Linked DNA regions of Homo sapiens: regions 1, 3, 4 and 5 are each linked to region 2. A link is a contact called in ENCODE Hi-C or POLR2A ChIA-PET data. All regions are on one chromosome and are shown on one strand. Each heading gives the region's core, a stretch centred on a gene start or an enhancer-like site at or near the end of the contact. The rest is flanking DNA. Distances are from core to core; before and after follow the strand shown.

Region 1 (3,136 bases), core at 383-2,882, 220 kb before region 2:
ACCTTCACTACATAAATTAACTGCACTAGCATTTCCAGAATATATTTTACTTTAAAAATGATTTAACCATATTCTAACCAAGTTTTGGATGATTTTTGGTGTTCTCTAATAGAATTGGCACAGTATATTGAATCAGATTGCAGTGGATTATTTTAACTGTGTGGCCAGATGCAGAGAAATATGCCAAGGTATTGAGGCCAACAAATAGAGAAATGCAAATTCTCACAAGTAAACAGATTTGGAATTCTAGAAGGTGGCAGATTATCAATAGCTGTATCCAGATCCTTTGGAGTGGTGGATGGTTTTATATTAAAACTTGGTAATAGCTCACCAGGAAATAAAATTCAGCCTTAACCTTCTAGGCAATTGGGATGTTGCTGAGAATAATCAAGACAATCAAAAAAAAAAAAAAAAAAAAAGGTCGGGTGTGGTGGCTCACACCTGTAATCCCAGCACTTTGGGAGGCCGAGGCAGGTGGATCACCTGAGGTCAGGAGTTTGAGACTAGCCTGGACAACATGGTGAAACCCCGTCTCCACTAAAAATACAAAAATTAGCTGGGTGAGGTGGCGCATGCCTGTAATCCCAGCTACTTGGAAGGCTGAGGCAGGACAATTTCTTGAACCTGGGAGGTGGAGGCTGCTGTGAGCTGAGATTGCACTACTGCACTCCAGTCTGGGAGACAAGAGCGAAACTCCGTCTCAAAACAACAGCAACAAACCCACACCAAAAAAACTGTATGAACAGCAGACAAGATGACTACAGTGTTTTTCTTTTGTCTGTTTCCACTAGCATAAAAGACTTCATATTTTTAAAAAGTTTCTTATCCCAGAAAATATCACAATCCGTTTAGAATACGAGTTCAGGCTCAATTCCTTCCTGACTGTACAGAAGAGCTCAAGATGTTGCAGACCTTATCTTAAAAGCTGGCTTGGTAGTCACCTAAACATTTCATAAATAATTTACTAACTCTCAAAACACTAAACACGCAGGCCCTTGATTTCAAAAGCCAATCTTGCTGGGATGGAGTGGGGTGGGGGACCTGGGATGGGGGATGAAAGGGGTTGGAAATGGGGAGATATTGGTCAAAGGGTACAAAGTTTCAGTTAGTGTGAATAATAAGTTCTGAAGATCTGTTGTCTAACATGGTGACTGCGATAAATGTATTGTGTCCTTAAAAATTGATGAGAGTAGATCTTAAATGTTCTCTTCATTAAAAAATGGTGCAATGGATACGTTAATTTCATTGATGTAATCATTTCACAATGCATACATATGTCAAAACATCACCTTGTACACCACAAATATACCCAACTTTTATTTGTCAATTACACTTTAATAAAGCTGGGGGAAGCCACTCTTTTTTTGGGCACAGCATCCGGCTTTTATTTACTAACTTTGAGAACAGAGTACCTTGATCAATTAAATGGTAGGGAGCGCTGTGGAGACAGCATCCTCCCCAGTCCGGGAAGAGAGGCCTAGGATGCCTGGGGCCCAGCGGCCTCTTCCCTCCTGGCGTCCCCGGCTGCCCTCGCTCCCAGGCCCCGCAGTCTCATTTGCCGCTTCCGACGCGTGACCCCGGCGCGCTAGCGTCCGGGACCGGTGACAGGCGCGGGGTGCGCCAAGCAGTCCCATGTGTCCCCTCCCTCTCGCAGCCGCCGCAGTCGCTGCGCCCCGAGCCCCTCTCCGGCTCCTCAACAGAGGGCTCGCCGCCGCCATGTCTACCGCCCAGTCACTCAAATCCGTGGACTACGAGGTGTTCGGAAGAGTGCAGGGTAGGAGGCCCCTCTACGGTGGGAGATCAAAAAGGTTATGGGAGGAAGGGGAGAAAGCTGTGAGAAGCGCCTCCCACCTAAAGTATGCCTTTTCCCGTTGTGGCTGGGACTTCCGCTCCGCCATGACACAGCAGCGGCGGCGGGGAGGGAGGCGAAACGCGCATGCGCCCGAGGACTTGGACGGGCGGAAGTACGGGAATGGGGAGGGAAGTGGGGGAGCGGGAGAGGAGGGGTCAGGGGACTGCTGAGGACCAGAAGTGGGCGGCTGCTGGGTGCGGGAGTAAGCGGCACGGGGGAATGTTGAAGTTGGGTAGGAAAAGAAGAGGGTCTTTTAACTAGTGGTCTCGTTGCTTGCCACTGAAGCTACCTGGGCTTGACTTGAGTTTTAGGAAGGACACTTAGATGGTTTAAGGTTAATTTTTCAGAGGTCAAACCTTTTTTTAGACCTCTTTGTAGCTCTTAAAAGAATGAAATTGTTATCTAATTTTTGTTTCATCCTAAGTTTAAGTAGTTGCCAAGTTTGTAATGTCTGGCTTGTTGAAAATATTGATATTTATAAATGAAAATATTAAGTCACTCTGAGATTTATGCAATGGAATATAAATAGGGTAGTGATTTAACATCCACCATCTTCATTTAAAATAAAACTCTTCAACAATGGGAAATTTTACTCATTTCTTTTCCTCTTTGAATTTGATTTTCATTTCACTTTTCCCACCGAATTACCCCATTGTTTTGCTTGAGGGTTTTTTTTTTTTTTTTGCTCACCCTATCATACTTTTCTGCAATATGTATATGTACATATATGCACATGTATGAATAAGTGTAATGCTTTTTCTTAATTTCCTTTGACAATAAGGCTCTCTTAGAAACAAATGCTGGTTCTTTGGTGCCAAAAAGAAGAACTAGCGCTCAAAGAATTTTCTCAGCAAGGCAATTTTACCTCTATAGAAGGGTGCGACTCGCGGATGAAGCAATGGCAACGGCACACCTGAACAGGGGAGGGGAAGGGGTTCTTATTCCTGATGCAGGTAGCCTCTACTGCTGTGTCTTTCCCCTACTGGCTAGGGTTGGACCGCACAGTCTAAGCTAATTCCGACTGGCTATTTTAAAGAGCAGGCGTACGAGCTCAAGTGGCGGGGTGAATAATTTGGCAGGAAGGGTGGTTACAGAACAGGTGACTCAGGATGATTCAGGTCAGAGCAGGTGACCAGGGGTGACTCAGGATGGAGCAGGTGACCAGAGGAATAGAGGTGAACTACTGATTAGAACTGGTGGAAAAGGTTGTTTACTGAAACTAGAGGCGAGGAGAACGAGGAAGCTAGACTTTAGAGCGCAAAGAACCGAGCATACTGACATACT
Region 2 (3,426 bases), core at 225-2,724:
CTGTTCTCAGTACTCTGCCTGTATTAAATCATCTACACCTCACAACAACCCTAGGTATTTTCCCCATTTTGTGGATGAAAAAAATTGAGGCTCAGAGAGGTTAGATCATTTGCCCAAGTGAACTAGCTAGTTAAGTGGTAAAGCCAGGTTTCAAACACTGACTGCTCCCAGACCCTAAGCTCCTAATCACAGTGTGATGGTTAGGATAAGACCAGATAAGCAGGTGGTGTTTAATACAATGCCTAACAAATGCCTGGTCCCCTAGTGGAAGCTCAATTGCTATTAGTTCCCCCTGCTTTCTGGTTTTCAACCCACTTGCCCCATATTTATTTACTCATCCACTCCTTACTCACCAAACACACACACACACAATGACACATTCACACACACTCCAGTCTTTAACAACGAAGTCCACACTCAGGTATTTAGGTCACTAGGTGTCAAATCTACACATATATTCTTCTTCCTGATAGGATTTCAGGTCACATACATAAAATGAGTCCTAGGACCAACCTCTGCTCTCCCATCACTCTCCAAGGTGAATGTAAACACACACACGAACACTGACTCTGGATTCCAAACATATACGTATGCATAGCCTGATATAAGGCAGAATTCAACTCTGGACTTTTCTTTTTCCGTTATCCAGGGAAATGCGTGAGTTACTATGACAGATGCCAAAGACTTTTGGCTCTGGTAGTGGAAATTGGGAGGCAATGGTGAAATGAAGTAAGAAATTCCAGGGCCAGAAGGTGGATGCAAGTCAGCAACGGCTTTTCCCAGGAGCTTGCTCTTTTTGGGTAAGTGCTACACATACAAGCCCCAACCCGCTGCCTAAGCTACCCTATTCTGAACCCCGCTCAGGCTGCAACAGATGACACACAGCAGGGAGCCTCATTTGCAGGAGATGAGTGTTCCCTTGCTCTATTTTAATCCTGGCAGCCCAGCCGGGGAAGGTTTTGTCAGAAATGGTGGAAAACAGTGACAACCAAGCTTTCTGGAGTAAAGGCTAGGCAGCTCAGGAGCAACCAATCACGACTCGCACAGTATTGTTAACAATACAAGGGAAAACAAGTATCCTTCCCGCCGGCCCGCACTTTTGCAGCCAGCTTGGGCGACCCGTGGCAGCGCTTTGACGACGACCTGCCGGGCTCCGGAGGGCGGGCACGGCGGAGACGGCAGCAGCGCTGCCCCGCAGCTCCGGAAACAGCCCTTCCCCTATCCTCAAGGACCAAATCAGTCCTGATAAACACCCCTCCTGGCCCTACAATGGGAAGGGCAAGTTCAAACGCAGGGCGTCGAGCCCACACGCCTAGAGACGCGGCCAGGCACCCCCGCCCTCCTCGCCGCGCAGTCGCGCACAGTGAGCAACAGTCCAGCACCAACCCGGCTTAACTGCGCCTGCGCACTCCAGGAGTTTCCCCCCACGCCCCTTTCCGAGGACTAGCGCCCGTCGCTTAGCAACGCGCGAGTCACAGTCGCCGCGCTTTGCGCACCCTTTTCCTGGCAGGGCTGCGTCCCTGTTCTTCCCAGGAGGCTCCTCGCTGCCTGGTGCCGTAGAGGCCCATGGAGGAAAAGGAAGATAAGCATCAGTAAGTGCTGGGGTTTGGTGTCTTATTTCCCTTTCCAAAAACTATTTTCCTCCTTCAGGGGGAGGCCGGGATCCAGCATGGACAGTCCAGGCCAAGCTCAGACAGCCCCCTTGCTTCTCTAATTTCCAGTTGGCTGAGCGCTTACAACAATAATTTTTAAAACGCACCGTTTACTGAGCACATACTGTGTGTCAGGGACTTGACTTGCATTACCGGATCTAAAATTCTTGAAGTCATCCACTCCTTCTCACAATTATTAGCAGATTCTGTAGTCTTTACCTTTAAAATTATCCAGAATCTACCACTGCTCATCACTTTCAGTACTGTGCCCACCCAGTCCCAAGTACCAGCTTCTCTTGCCGGGATGCTGCAACAGCCCTCCAGTTGGTGGCTTTGCTTTTCCCTTACCCCTCTGCAGCCTCCTCGACACAGCAGTCAGAGCTATCCGTTTACAGCCCAGGTTAGATCGCCGTTCTCCATCCGACATCGTAGAGTAAAAGCCAAGGCACCTCCAATGGCCTATGGAGTCTACACAACACGCCCCTTACCGTTTCTTGCCTCCCTCTGACAGGACTCTGCTACAGCAAACAGGCCTTTCTGCTATCATCTGCAGTGATAAAGACCAGCATCAGCAGCACCTGGTTGTTAGGAATGCAAATTTTGGGGACTTCCCACCCCCGAGACACACAGAATCAGAAACTCTATGGCTGGGGCTCAATAATCTGGCTTCAACCAAGGCATCCAGGTGATTCTGATGTACCTTAAATTGAGACTATTAATCAAGGTAGTACATACAGCTAGTTAGGAATGATGTGGAGCCAGGGATACCCTCTTCCAAAGCCTGTATTTTTGTCCCTGGAACAATGGTTCTCACACTTGAACGTGCATAAGAATCAGCGAAACAGCTGGTTAAAACACGTTCCTGGGAACCAGCCCCAGAGATTCTGAGTTTGCAGTGCTTTCTAAAAACAAGTAAACAAAAAACTAGGTACATAAAGGAAATGGGCCCCATAAATTTGTATTTCTAACAAGGTCACAATTGATGCCAATGCTGCTACTCCAGTGCCCATACTTTTAGAAGCAGTGCGCTAAGGATGGTTACACTTCTGCTGGGAAGCTTTGGCAGTTACAGTTCACTCTGCTAGAATGCTTTTCCCACAAATATGCACTTAGCTCTCTCTTCCCCTCTTTTTTCATTTGCCACCTTCACAATGCAGCCTCCACCCTACCTGAAAATGCAAACCTACCTCCTACATACATACACTCCCTTTTCCCATTCTCTATTTTATTATTGTCCTTAGCACTTAACAGACTATATAATTTACTTTTTCATCCGCCTTTCCCCATTAGAGTGTAAGCTCTATGAGGGCAGGAATTTTTGTTTTGTCACTGCTTTATCATCAGTGCCTCCAACAGCACCTGGCACGCAACTCAATAAATATCTGTTGAAACAATGAATTATTCAATGTTATTCTCATATCTCTTACAATAGGTATTGTTCCTATCATGCAAATGAGACAAAGGCTCAGATATGGCAGAACTGGGATTCCAGTCCCTGTCTGACTCACTTCAGAGCCCATCAGTGTTTTTATCTGTGCTTTTCTTCTGGCAAGAGATTGCTCGAGTCATATATTTCACACTTATTTATCAACCCGTAGGCATTCATACCACAAGTGCTTAATCAAATGAATTTAACTATATAACAAATAGCCCCAGTCCTTTTCTTCAAGGACTTGATCACTACAAGTGTATATTGTTGGGTGATAACTATGAGAAACAGGTGGAAAAAACTGATGCCAGAAGCCTACAATAATAAATTAATTGACCCCAAAGA
Region 3 (3,325 bases), core at 397-2,896, 170 kb after region 2:
GCCTTCAGGTAGGGTTAACATTTGCCCACTTCTGGAAGGGATCGATCTGTTCTCAGATGACAGTGATAATTCTTGGCCTATTTTGACTCAATAGTGGCAATATTAGTAGTTTTTTTGTATTTGTTTTAATTTTTTTCTCCTTATTTAAGGAAAAGTTGGAAACTAATGTTGCTTCCTCCATTTTTTTTGTTTGTTTAAACTTTGCTGGTTCATGAGATTGAAAAGTCTGTGCTTAGACCATACCACCCGATGCAGTTTGTGTAAGCCTTAAAAAATAAATATTTCAGCCCCAACATTCATGTAGTACTAAAAGTGAGAGGCTTTTGAACCATAACTGATTTGACAAGAAATGGACATAATGGAGGAAGGTGACTGGTTGTTTGCGTGTTGATTTGCTTTCAGCACTTGCTAAAACGTGGAGCCAAGGGGAGAGAATCCACCAGGTTGCTTTACATGTGAAAAATATTAAAATGTCAGCACAGCCCAGCCACTGACATAAGAAAAACCGTTTCACAGTTAAGTCTCTAAATAATGTCCTAAAAACACAACATTTGTAATTATCTAATTAATAAAGGATACAGGTAATAGAAGTAATATGGAAGGCATTTTCTGGTAGATAAAGCTTCAGAAACCTTCACATCTGCACATGATTATGAAGCCCCTGTTATTACTTTGCTTTCCCCCTTCCTTTAGCCCATGTTTCTCACTATGAACTAATAGTACATAATAATAAAACCCTGGATGTCAGCCAACACAGAGTTTTGGCTAACTTTTCCAGTGTTTGTTAAAGTTGAAAAAGCATTGCAGCTGTTATGCTGGGTACTTTCCAATGGAGGATGTGTTTTCCAGATGAAGGCGCAAATGGTAATTGAAATGTAATCAGTATTTTTGGCATCTTGGAATTATAATTCTTTTTACGTTTGTAATGTTAATTGTTCATTTCTTAGGATTTGTTTTGTGTTTTTCTGTGATCTGTAATCTACTAAAAGTGAGAGAATGAACAAATGTTTTAGGCGGTTTTTCATTCTTTGAAAGAAAAATGGCAAGTAGTCACGTTTGTTAGGTGATGGCTTATTTTAAATAATCACAAAATTTATGTTTGAGACATTTTATTGTAAGACTCATGTTTCAGGCAACAGAAAACAGAAAATCTAAATCTCAAATACAACAAAATTTTAGAGATGAATGGAAACTTCTAGATCACTTGGATAGGCTGAAGACTCAGTGGGCCTCAGGTGTTCCCAGGACCAGGCTGCTGGAGATGTCCCTTTCTTTGAGAGATTTGTTCTGTTTTTTTTTCATCTCGATCCACTGTGTTAAGGAGGGGTGGGGTGTGTCTGCTGATGGTTTTATTGGTATTTGAGGTTTCTAAAGTTTTTTGTTTAAGCTAGAAAGAGCTCTAGCTGATTAGTAGCTCTCAATCCTTGGCTGGATATTTTATTTTTTGTTTTGTTTTGTTTTGAGACAGGGTCTGGCTCTGTTGCCCAGGCTGGAGTGCAGTGGCGCAATCATGGCTCACTGTAACCTCTGCCTCCCAGGCTCAAGGGATCCACCCACCTCAGCCTCCTGTAGTAGCTGGGACTACAGATGCATGCCACCACGCCTAGCTAATTTTTGTATAGATGGGATTTTGCCATGTTGCCCAAGGTGGTCTCAAACTCCTAGCCTCAAGGGATCTGCCTGCCTTGGCTTCCCAAAGTGTTGGGATTATAGGTGTGAGTCACTGTGCCTGGCTGGCTGCGCATTTTAAAGATCTTGATGCTCACTCATACCTGAGCCAGCATAATTAAATCACAGTATCTCCACAGGTGACAGTGATGTGCAGCCAAGAACAGTGTTCCTTTCCAGTCCTCTCTTTATAGACGAGGAAATTGAGGCCCTGAGCAGCTAGATGACTTGTCCAAAGTCCTCTGCTGGGACTGACCCAAATAAGGAATGGCTGATTTCTGGAAGGGATGTCAGATTCTCTGATTACAGATCTCTCGTGATCTTCTCTCGGGGCTCGTGGACTGTCCTGTCAACAGTCAGGCTAGGCAGCTGCAGAGAGCAGGACTCTGGGGTCCCCAGTGAGGAGGAAGCAAAGAGTCCTCATCTTCCTGTCCCCTTTACCCGAGTAGAAATTGCCCTTCCTTATCCCACATGAGCTACCAGAGGCATGATAAACTGCCTCTGGGGCTTTTTGGCTCTTTGGCTCTTTTTTTTTCTTTTTTATTCCTTTAGAAAGAAATAGGTTTGTAATTAGCTAACTAAGACTGACAAATACCAGACCAGTTGCTATATATTACAAAGGAGCTTCTTGAATAGCTGGTCACTTCTGCATATTGTAGAAACCTTCCTTCTCCCTTTTAGGGAACACTACACATTATTTAGGTACAGTGTTAGGGATAACTGATCATTTCTAATGCTGTGTATATCCATTAAGGGTAATTTAAAGCAATTAAATGCTAACCTGGCTGGACAGCCAGGTGTAGGTTTGTGGCATCCAGAAAGAGGAGATGGACTTGGTGGATTCTGAATTGGTCAGTTCCACCTCTTCGTGTTTTGGAGGCTTTGTCTCGTTACTTGCTCACCTTTCTGCTCAGTGCTCCTTGACATGGCGGGTCAGGTTGATGGGAGGTGGTACCTGGATGCCCTTTGCTGGCACTGGGCACTGCACCGGAGAGTTACCACCCCTGCCTGGGGATGGAGCCTCTCTGGGGAGAGGACAGTGCAAAGGTGGGGGACTGGGGAGTTGTGAGAAGTGGGAGCTAGAATATGGAGCAACTAGTGTGTATAGAGACTTCGTGAGAAAAGCTCGATCACGTTTTGGTAAGTATTTGCAGCTCCCTGAAAATTTGTGTTGGGAGGTGATCATTAGCATCTTCTGGAATATTTGCGCTAAAGCAAGACTAGATTAAGGAGCTTTGGTTCATTTCCAGACCTGTCCTGACAGCATCACTCTCCAAATGCTAAACTCTGAGAGAGAGAGTATGTGTATTTTTCTTTTCAGGATGTCAGTCAAATAATTCACTCATTCCTTTCCCCAAACACACTGGCCTTTGAAATGACACCCTACCCCTGCCAATAGTGAGACTGTGGTTCTGATCGGGGAGCTGGCGAGTTTCTGCTTTCTAGCCCCAAAGGCCTCACCCTTGCTCTCATCTGGAAGCTGATGGGAAGGTTTGTTAGTCTTCTCAGGAGCCTGTCACAGGACCTCAGGAACGTAGCCTGTAGTGGGCAGCTGGCATCAATTTAGTGCTGTGGGGATGGCAGGCTGTCAGAGTGGTTGCACTTTACCTGCACGCCCCCCAACCCAGCCCTCTGTGAAGGGTTGGTTTACATCAGG
Region 4 (3,339 bases), core at 328-2,827, 240 kb before region 2:
AGTCTCACTCTGTCACCCAGGCTGGAGTGGTGGCACGATCTCGGCTCACTGCAACCTCCATCTCCTGGGTTCAAACAATTTTTCTGCATCAGCCTCCTGAGTAGCTAGGACTACAGTTGTGTGCCACCATGCCCGGCTAATTTGTGTGTTTTTGGTAGAGATGCGGTTTTGCCATGTTGGTCGGGCTGGTCTCGAACTCCTGATGTCAAGTGATCCACCCGTCTCGGCCTCCCAAAGTGCGGGGATTACAAGCGTCAGCCACTAACCCCAGCCAACTCTCTTGATTTTAAATGTCGCTCTAGATAGAGACATTTCTAGTTCCAGGTCTCTTTGTTTCTCATTTTTATACCTCAGAGATGCTGGTGGGAGGAGTACGAGCAAGACTGGAGAAAGAAAGTGTTTGTAATAGTCCGTGTGAGAAAGGAGGGGTGCCCAGACAAGGGCAGCAACTGTGGGGAAAGAGAGTGAGGCTGATTTAAAAGCCATTTAGGAGGGAGACTTTACAGAGCTATAAGGCAGCTATAGAGGGTGAGGGAGTTGGAGGACCCAAAGATGAACCAGGTTTCCAGCAGAGGTACTGGATGGTTGAAGAAGAAAGAGCAGTTTAAGGAAGGGAAAAAAATGTCAGTTCAGTTTTGAAGATGTTGAATTTGCAGTGCTGGGGAACAATGGAATAGAGCTGTCTTATAGGCACTTTCATTTACAAGTGGGTTATGAAAGAGGGAAGAATAGGGACAGGAACCACATTTCAGCAGGAAAAATGGATCCTGATAATCAGGAGAAGTTGGGATTTCTGCTTCATGGTGGGACAGAGAAGAATATATTTGACACTCCGCTGATCCGTAGGAGCAGCTCTTCTTTCTCTCCTGCCCAGTTGTGATGGTAAGTGAACAATGTAGCCAACCTATGTTATCCTATAATCAGCCTTGGAACAGGGTTGGGTGACAAAGGGCTAAGATTTATCAGGGATGAGGAATGGAATCATCCACCAGTTAAGCCATCTAGAGCAGCATAGGTGCTAGGTGAGGGTGAGGGGAATCTAGAATTGGTAGTGGAAGAGGGAAATGGAGTGTCTCAGAAGTGGCTTTGAGAGCAGCTACAGAGGGAAAGACTGTAACTTGGCCCCCTGACATTCTAGTAAGGTTCTCCTAATGGAACCAACCAGAAATCCAGGGTAGCTAATTTCAAATGGGGTGAACTTACTATAGAAGCAGGTGGGTTCCAGTGACATAGAGGGTGTACAGTGATGCATGCCATGGTGCTCTGCTCAGATCCCCACTTTAGGACCATGATGTTCATTCTCTGGCTGCCAGAAGTACTGGCTGCTTGACAACCTACCTTGAGTTCTTTTAGAATTGTCCTCAGCCAAAGAGAGTTGGCTTTCTAAGTTTATGTGCCCCAGGCTGCATCCAACGACCCATTGATGGTGGGGTACAATCGTTCAGAGTAGACAACTCTGAAGTGAGCTCTGAGCTCCCACTGGTTGGGCTGAGGCTTCTATTGTCGACTGCACAGCAGGTAAACTCCTCCTGCAGCTCAATTCTGCTGCCTTCACTGCTCCAGAGTTGTGTGCCTCCTACATGTAAGTCTCTGCCTGAGAGTCAGTTTCCCAGGGAACCTAACCTAAGACATTAGGGCAATGCAAATGAGCTAAGTCCTCCCCCTTCACAGGAGGAAGTCAGCAGATAATATCTAAGGGTGATAAAAATCAATATGTAAAGGTGTAAGCATATTCTCTAGAGTTACACAGACAACTGCCGGAAGAACTAAAAGTAGAAATATTGAAAAGAATATTGTCTCTGCAAAATGTGACTGCAGATTGATTAGGTGGGAGATTTGCTTTTCCTTCTAAGATTTTCTCAACTACCGAAATTAATATCGTATGCAAATAGTACTTTGACTCAAATCTAATTTTAACATTAAAACAAGACTTTTGGAAACAACTAATGATAAAGAGGTAGTGAGTGAGGCAGAGAGAAGTAATAATGTTTGATTCAGAGGATGTGGCCTAGAATTCAGGTGCTGTTTCTGTGTCTGGGTACAGGTCACTTCCTCTTTTAGAGACTTAGTTTTCTCATCTGTCAAGTGGGAATAACAATGATATTAAATAAAAACCACTTGGCCGGGCGTGGTGGCTCACGCCTGTAATTCCAGCACTTCGGGAGGCCGAGGCGGGTGGATCACGAGGTCAGGAGATCAAGACCATCCTGGCTAACACGGTGAAAACCCGTCTCTACTAAAAATACAAAAAATTAGCCGGGCGTGGTCGTGGGCGCCTGTAGTCCCAGCTACTCCGGAGGCTGAGGCAGGAGAATGACATGAACCTGGGAGGCAGAGCTTGCAGTGAGCTGAGATCATGCCAGTGCACTCCAGCCTGGGTGACAGAACGAGACTCTGTCTCAAAAAACAAACAAACAAACAAACAAACAAACAAACCCACTCAGTATCATTGTGAAGTGTAAATAAAATAATGAAAAGTAAAATGCTTAGTAAAGCTATGAAGAGCTGTCCTACTTAGGAGAATGAAGTACATGTTAGAGATACTGGCAATGTACAAAAACTACAAAAAAGTGGTTAATTCTGGCTGTGGATGAAAAAGGCCTCATGAAGGCAGGATCACTCATGGTTGGCTTGCAAAAGAAAGGAAGATTTTGGTAGGCAGAGAAGAAGACATGGTGGGGAGAAAAAAAATTTTTTTTTTTTTTTTGAGACAGAGTCTTACTCTGTTGCCCAGGCTGGAGTGCAGTGGTGCCATCTCGGCTCACTGCAAACTTCGCCTCCCAGGTTCAAGCAATTCTCCTGCCTCAGCCTACCAAATAGCTTGGATTAGAGGCATGTGCCACCATGCCTAGCTAATTTTTTTGTATTTTTAGTAGAGACGGGGTTTCACATGTTTGCCAGGCTGGTCTCGAACTCCTGACCTCAGGTGATCTACCCACCTCGGCCTCCCAAAGTGCTGGGATTACAGGTGTGAGCCACCATGCCCGGCCCAGTTGTGTGTGTGTGTGTGTGTGTTTGAGACATTGTCTTGCTCTATCGCCCAGGCTGGAAGGCAGTGGCACCATCTCGGCTCACTGCAGCCTCTTCCTCCTGTGCTCAACCAATCCTCCCACCTCAGCCTCCCAAGTAGCCAGGACTACAGGCATGTGCCACCACGCCCAGCTAATTTTTGTATTTTTTGTGGAGATGGTGTTTCACCACGTTGGCCTGACTGGTCTCAAACTTCTGGCCTCAAGTGATCCGCCCACCTCAGTCTCCCAAAATGCTGGGATTACAGGTGTGAGCCACCATGGCCAGGCAAAATATTTTATTGTATTTTATTATTATTTTTTAATCTGT
Region 5 (3,088 bases), core at 468-2,967, 240 kb after region 2:
TGGAGTTGAGGGAAGGGCACTAGAGCAGTGTGACCCACGGCCCAGGAGCAGTGTGAGTGGGAAGGGGCTCTAGAAGCTGACTGCCTTTGTGTTTGCCACAGCGTGCTGGGAATCAGATGAGAAGGCGGGCCCAGACCCCACCAGATACTCATCTCAGCCATTGTTGTCATTAAATGACTCTGAAATGACCTTTCTTACCTCAGTTTCCTGTGAGCTCATAGTTGTCTGCAGATGTGAATTATGTCATTGATCTTTGCTCCCTCTTTGCTTATAAGGAGTAGCTGTTCTGCTCCATGTTTCTGGAAGAGGAAAGTGATGCACAGGTCACTTAGTAAAGCGGTCCCCAGCCTTTTTGGCACCAGGGACTGGTTTTGTAGAAGACAATTTTTCCACAGATAGGGTGGAGGAAATGGGGAGTTGGTTTCGTGATGAAACTCTTCCACCTCAGATCATCAGGCATTAGATTCTTATTAAGGAGTGGTAACCTAGATCCTTTGCATGCACAGTTCATGATAGGGTTTGGCTCCTGTGAGAATGCTGCTGCTGATCTGACAGGAGGCAGAGCTCAGGCAGTAATGCTTCCCATCCACCACTCACCTCCTGCTGTGTGGCCGGTTCCTAATAGGTCACGGGCCAGGACCAATACCGGTCTGTGACCTGGGGGTTGGGGACCCCTGACTCGGTGATTCAGCAGTTGATTTGGGATCCTCTGTCTTTGTTCCTCCTCCCTCAGCGGGAATTCACAGTGTAACTCATTTGCTAAGGTTTTCTGCGTTAGAAACAGAACTCCTTTTGGACTACTAGGAGACATGGTCATTAGAATAATTATGATTCTTAGTATGACTCAACCCCTTTTTAATATTCAGCCTTATGGAGGGCCTCTGCCTGCGGCTCTTTGCTCAGGCACTAGGGCCACAGGGGTGTAATTTCTATCTCTGCCCTCAGGAAGCTCACAAACAAGTCAAGAGACAGGAAAACGGATCCTGTTTTTCTAATGGGATTTGAATGGATGTATTTATGGGAGGGGGGTGCTTTGTACACCTGCAAAACAGAACACCAGCCCTCCCTTCTCCTCTGGGGTTGCTGTGAGAATCAGTTAGAATAATGTGCATGAACCCCGTATGGAAAATACAAACTCATAATTAAATCTAAGAAATTTTTGTGGGGGGACACAAATGTTGGGGTTGTCTTTGTTCTCAGGTCCCCTCAACTGGTCTAATGAAGGAAACAGACACCTTTCCAGTAACAATAGCCAACATTTATTGGACACTTATGTACCAGACTGTGCTATTTATGACATACATTATCTAATTTCACAATCAGAAGAATGCTAGAGATAGGGTCAGGCGTTATCTCTGTTTACAGATGAGGAAAGCAAGGCTTGGAGAGAATGCCATACAGTTATTAGTGTGGCGGAGCCGGCCTTTGCACCTGGCTGTTGACCACGCCCTAGCATTAAACCATTACCTCACACTGCTTCTCCGAGATAGTTATCTTCTTGGGATCATTTAGGTGTGGCAGGATCTGGAGGGAGCAGTTGGACCCAAGTCTCCTAGCAGCAGCCTACACGTTTCTTGAGTCTGTTTTGAAACAACTTCCTTAGCCCTAGCTGCGCAGAAAGCATCCTCCCCTCAGAGTGATGATTTTTATCATGTGGTTTCCTTCCTCCTGCCTTTGGAGGTCAGGTCTTCTCACCCAGGGTCAGAAAGCCCATCAGTTGCTGATAAGCTGCAGCACTTGAGTCACAGGGTGCAGGCCTGTGTTTAGAATGGGTCATGCTCATGTCAGGCACGTGGGGAATCAGTGATCCCATGAGAGCTCGATCAGTGCAGTCTGGTTTGGAATTGCAGGTCACACCCTTCCACCACTTTGCTCATGTGTCTACTGATGCCTGTGATGTAGTTAGTTAAACCACTGACTTCTTTCTCCTGCATCAAACATGACTTTTTGAAAAAGTGTGTGGGGGCTTTCCAGCATGAACCAGGCATAAACCAGGTACCTTCATGAACATATTATTTATCCCTTCAGTCACCCTGTGTGCTAGGTGGTATCATAACTGCTTTGTGGATTGAGGAACCTGAGGACCAGAAAGATGACTTGAGGTGGCAGCCTCATTTAGCCAGCAAGTAAGAAAATGGGTGATGGTGAACTTCTGCAGCAAGAGGGGGCCGTTTTCAACATTTCTGTGAATTCAAGGCGTGTGCTTCGTCTAAATAGGTGGAGACACGTAGGAAGGCATAGTGTATACATCCATCAGCACATGGGTAGATTTTGAGGTTTTTTTTGTTTTGTTTTAAATCCAGAGCGTTGTGTATTTGATCATTCTTGGAGATTCAGCCACATTCACAGGTGTTAAGTGTCACACCTAACCTAGCAATACAATACACAGCTGAAAGAAACCAGTCAGGTTTTCCCAATATCAATTTCTTTTTATTTTCTTTTCTGCAACTCCAGAGGATTCAATAATGTCAATTTCTGATAAAGCTTTTGCTATTGATGAGTAAATTCTTCCATTAAAAAGATAACAGTCTGCTAATTTGCTTATCATTGATGTTGCAAGAGCGTAACATTGGAGGGATGAGTAATGCATCTGCATATCTCGAAGGACAAAACTGACGTCCACCCACTTGTGGATACGGTATTTGGTAAAAGTAACTAAGGTAAAATTGCCTAAGGGCATTTAACTTGAGCCATAGCTTAAATTCAGGTGATATTGAGCGTTGACATATCAGGATTCTTTTGTACACAGAGACGTGGATGTAGACCCACTGGTAGCAATTGCAAAGGCTCTGGATTTTTAGCTGCTGGATGAAATACCTGCAGCTGAACATCTGTTATGATGCAATTAAGCAGTGACTCAGTGGCGTGAAGGCTCAGTTTCGATGTATCGGGAACTCCTTTGAATCTGTCCACAAACTTCTCAACCAAAAGGAGAGGAGAAATGTGTACAGACATTTGAGAGGCTGGGTCTCAACATGCCTCTGCCTAGGCAGTCATGGGAACCTGGTCTTTTCTCCTGAGACAGGAATTAACCTGTAGTACGAGAAACATGGTTGGATGAGTGGTTAAAGCAGGGCCCAGACTTTGG

What was found. Hi-C counts contacts between places; a loop is a spot of excess contacts on that map. ChIA-PET counts read pairs that join two places held with the same protein, here RNA polymerase II (POLR2A). Pooled maps may share reads with other maps.
Region 1: a loop to region 2 is called in a map of CD8-positive, alpha-beta T cell, with 22 times the contacts of the local background. The contact joins the promoter of ACYP2 here to the promoter of CIMIP6 in region 2. A Hi-C loop is called at or near these places in 23 of 168 maps with a recorded cell type or tissue (B cell, CD4-positive, alpha-beta T cell, CD4-positive, alpha-beta memory T cell and 17 more), 11 of 37 single-sample maps with no recorded cell type and 30 of 50 pooled maps. POLR2A ChIA-PET finds 5 or more read pairs at or near these places in 6 of 52 experiments (HEK293, HEK293T, MCF 10A and 3 more).
Region 3: a map of left ventricle myocardium inferior shows a loop between it and region 2 (2.6-fold over the local background). The contact joins the enhancer-like site here to the promoter of CIMIP6 in region 2. A Hi-C loop is called at or near these places in 6 of 168 maps with a recorded cell type or tissue (HCT116, HepG2, OCI-LY7 and 3 more), 11 of 37 single-sample maps with no recorded cell type and 7 of 50 pooled maps. POLR2A ChIA-PET finds 5 or more read pairs at or near these places in 2 of 52 experiments (H1 and OCI-LY7).
Region 4: a pooled map shows a loop between it and region 2 (2.5-fold over the local background). The contact joins the enhancer-like site here to the promoter of CIMIP6 in region 2. A Hi-C loop is called at or near these places in 5 of 168 maps with a recorded cell type or tissue (B cell, Caco-2, HepG2 and 2 more), 2 of 37 single-sample maps with no recorded cell type and 8 of 50 pooled maps. POLR2A ChIA-PET finds 5 or more read pairs at or near these places in 3 of 52 experiments (PC-9, Panc1 and WTC11).
Region 5: a loop to region 2 is called in a map of IMR-90, with 2.8 times the contacts of the local background. The contact joins the enhancer-like site here to the promoter of CIMIP6 in region 2. A Hi-C loop is called at or near these places in 2 of 168 maps with a recorded cell type or tissue (IMR-90 and chondrocyte) and 7 of 50 pooled maps.

The regions. Positions count from the first base shown.
Region 1 is chr2:54,113,983-54,117,118 of GRCh38, forward strand. ACYP2 (acylphosphatase 2) reads left to right here and starts at 1,633. Exons shown (of 4, transcript NM_138448.4): 1 at 1,633-1,774. The coding sequence starts at 1,717. RefSeq lists silencers at 1,462-1,531, 2,022-2,081.
Region 2 is chr2:54,329,410-54,332,835 of GRCh38, forward strand. It overlaps CIMIP6 (ciliary microtubule inner protein 6), which reads left to right and starts at 1,475. Exons shown (of 5, transcript NM_001100396.2): 1 at 1,475-1,592. The coding sequence starts at 1,567.
Region 3 is chr2:54,499,103-54,502,427 of GRCh38, forward strand. The region is part of intron 1 of SPTBN1 (spectrin beta, non-erythrocytic 1); the gene reads left to right. It also overlaps the pseudogene C9orf85P1. Among named protein-coding and RNA genes, the nearest start is that of SPTBN1, 44 kb to the left of the region's middle. Within about 2 kb of position 1,647, at least 6 of the 41 ENCODE cell types and tissues checked have a DNase peak (open chromatin) inside an H3K27ac peak, as active enhancers do; they include left ventricle myocardium inferior, where a contact is called at or near this core.
Region 4 is chr2:54,091,539-54,094,877 of GRCh38, forward strand. It overlaps a transcript of ACYP2 not described here. Among named protein-coding and RNA genes, the nearest start is that of ACYP2, 22 kb to the right of the region's middle. RefSeq lists an enhancer at 3,254-3,339. Within about 2 kb of position 1,578, at least 4 of the 41 ENCODE cell types and tissues checked have a DNase peak (open chromatin) inside an H3K27ac peak, as active enhancers do; they include B cell, where a contact is called at or near this core.
Region 5 is chr2:54,572,879-54,575,966 of GRCh38, forward strand. The region is part of intron 2 of SPTBN1 (spectrin beta, non-erythrocytic 1); the gene reads left to right. Among named protein-coding and RNA genes, the nearest start is that of SPTBN1-AS1, 16 kb to the left of the region's middle. RefSeq lists silencers at 1,620-1,779, 1,850-1,909. Within about 2 kb of position 1,718, at least 22 of the 41 ENCODE cell types and tissues checked have a DNase peak (open chromatin) inside an H3K27ac peak, as active enhancers do; they include IMR-90, where a contact is called at or near this core.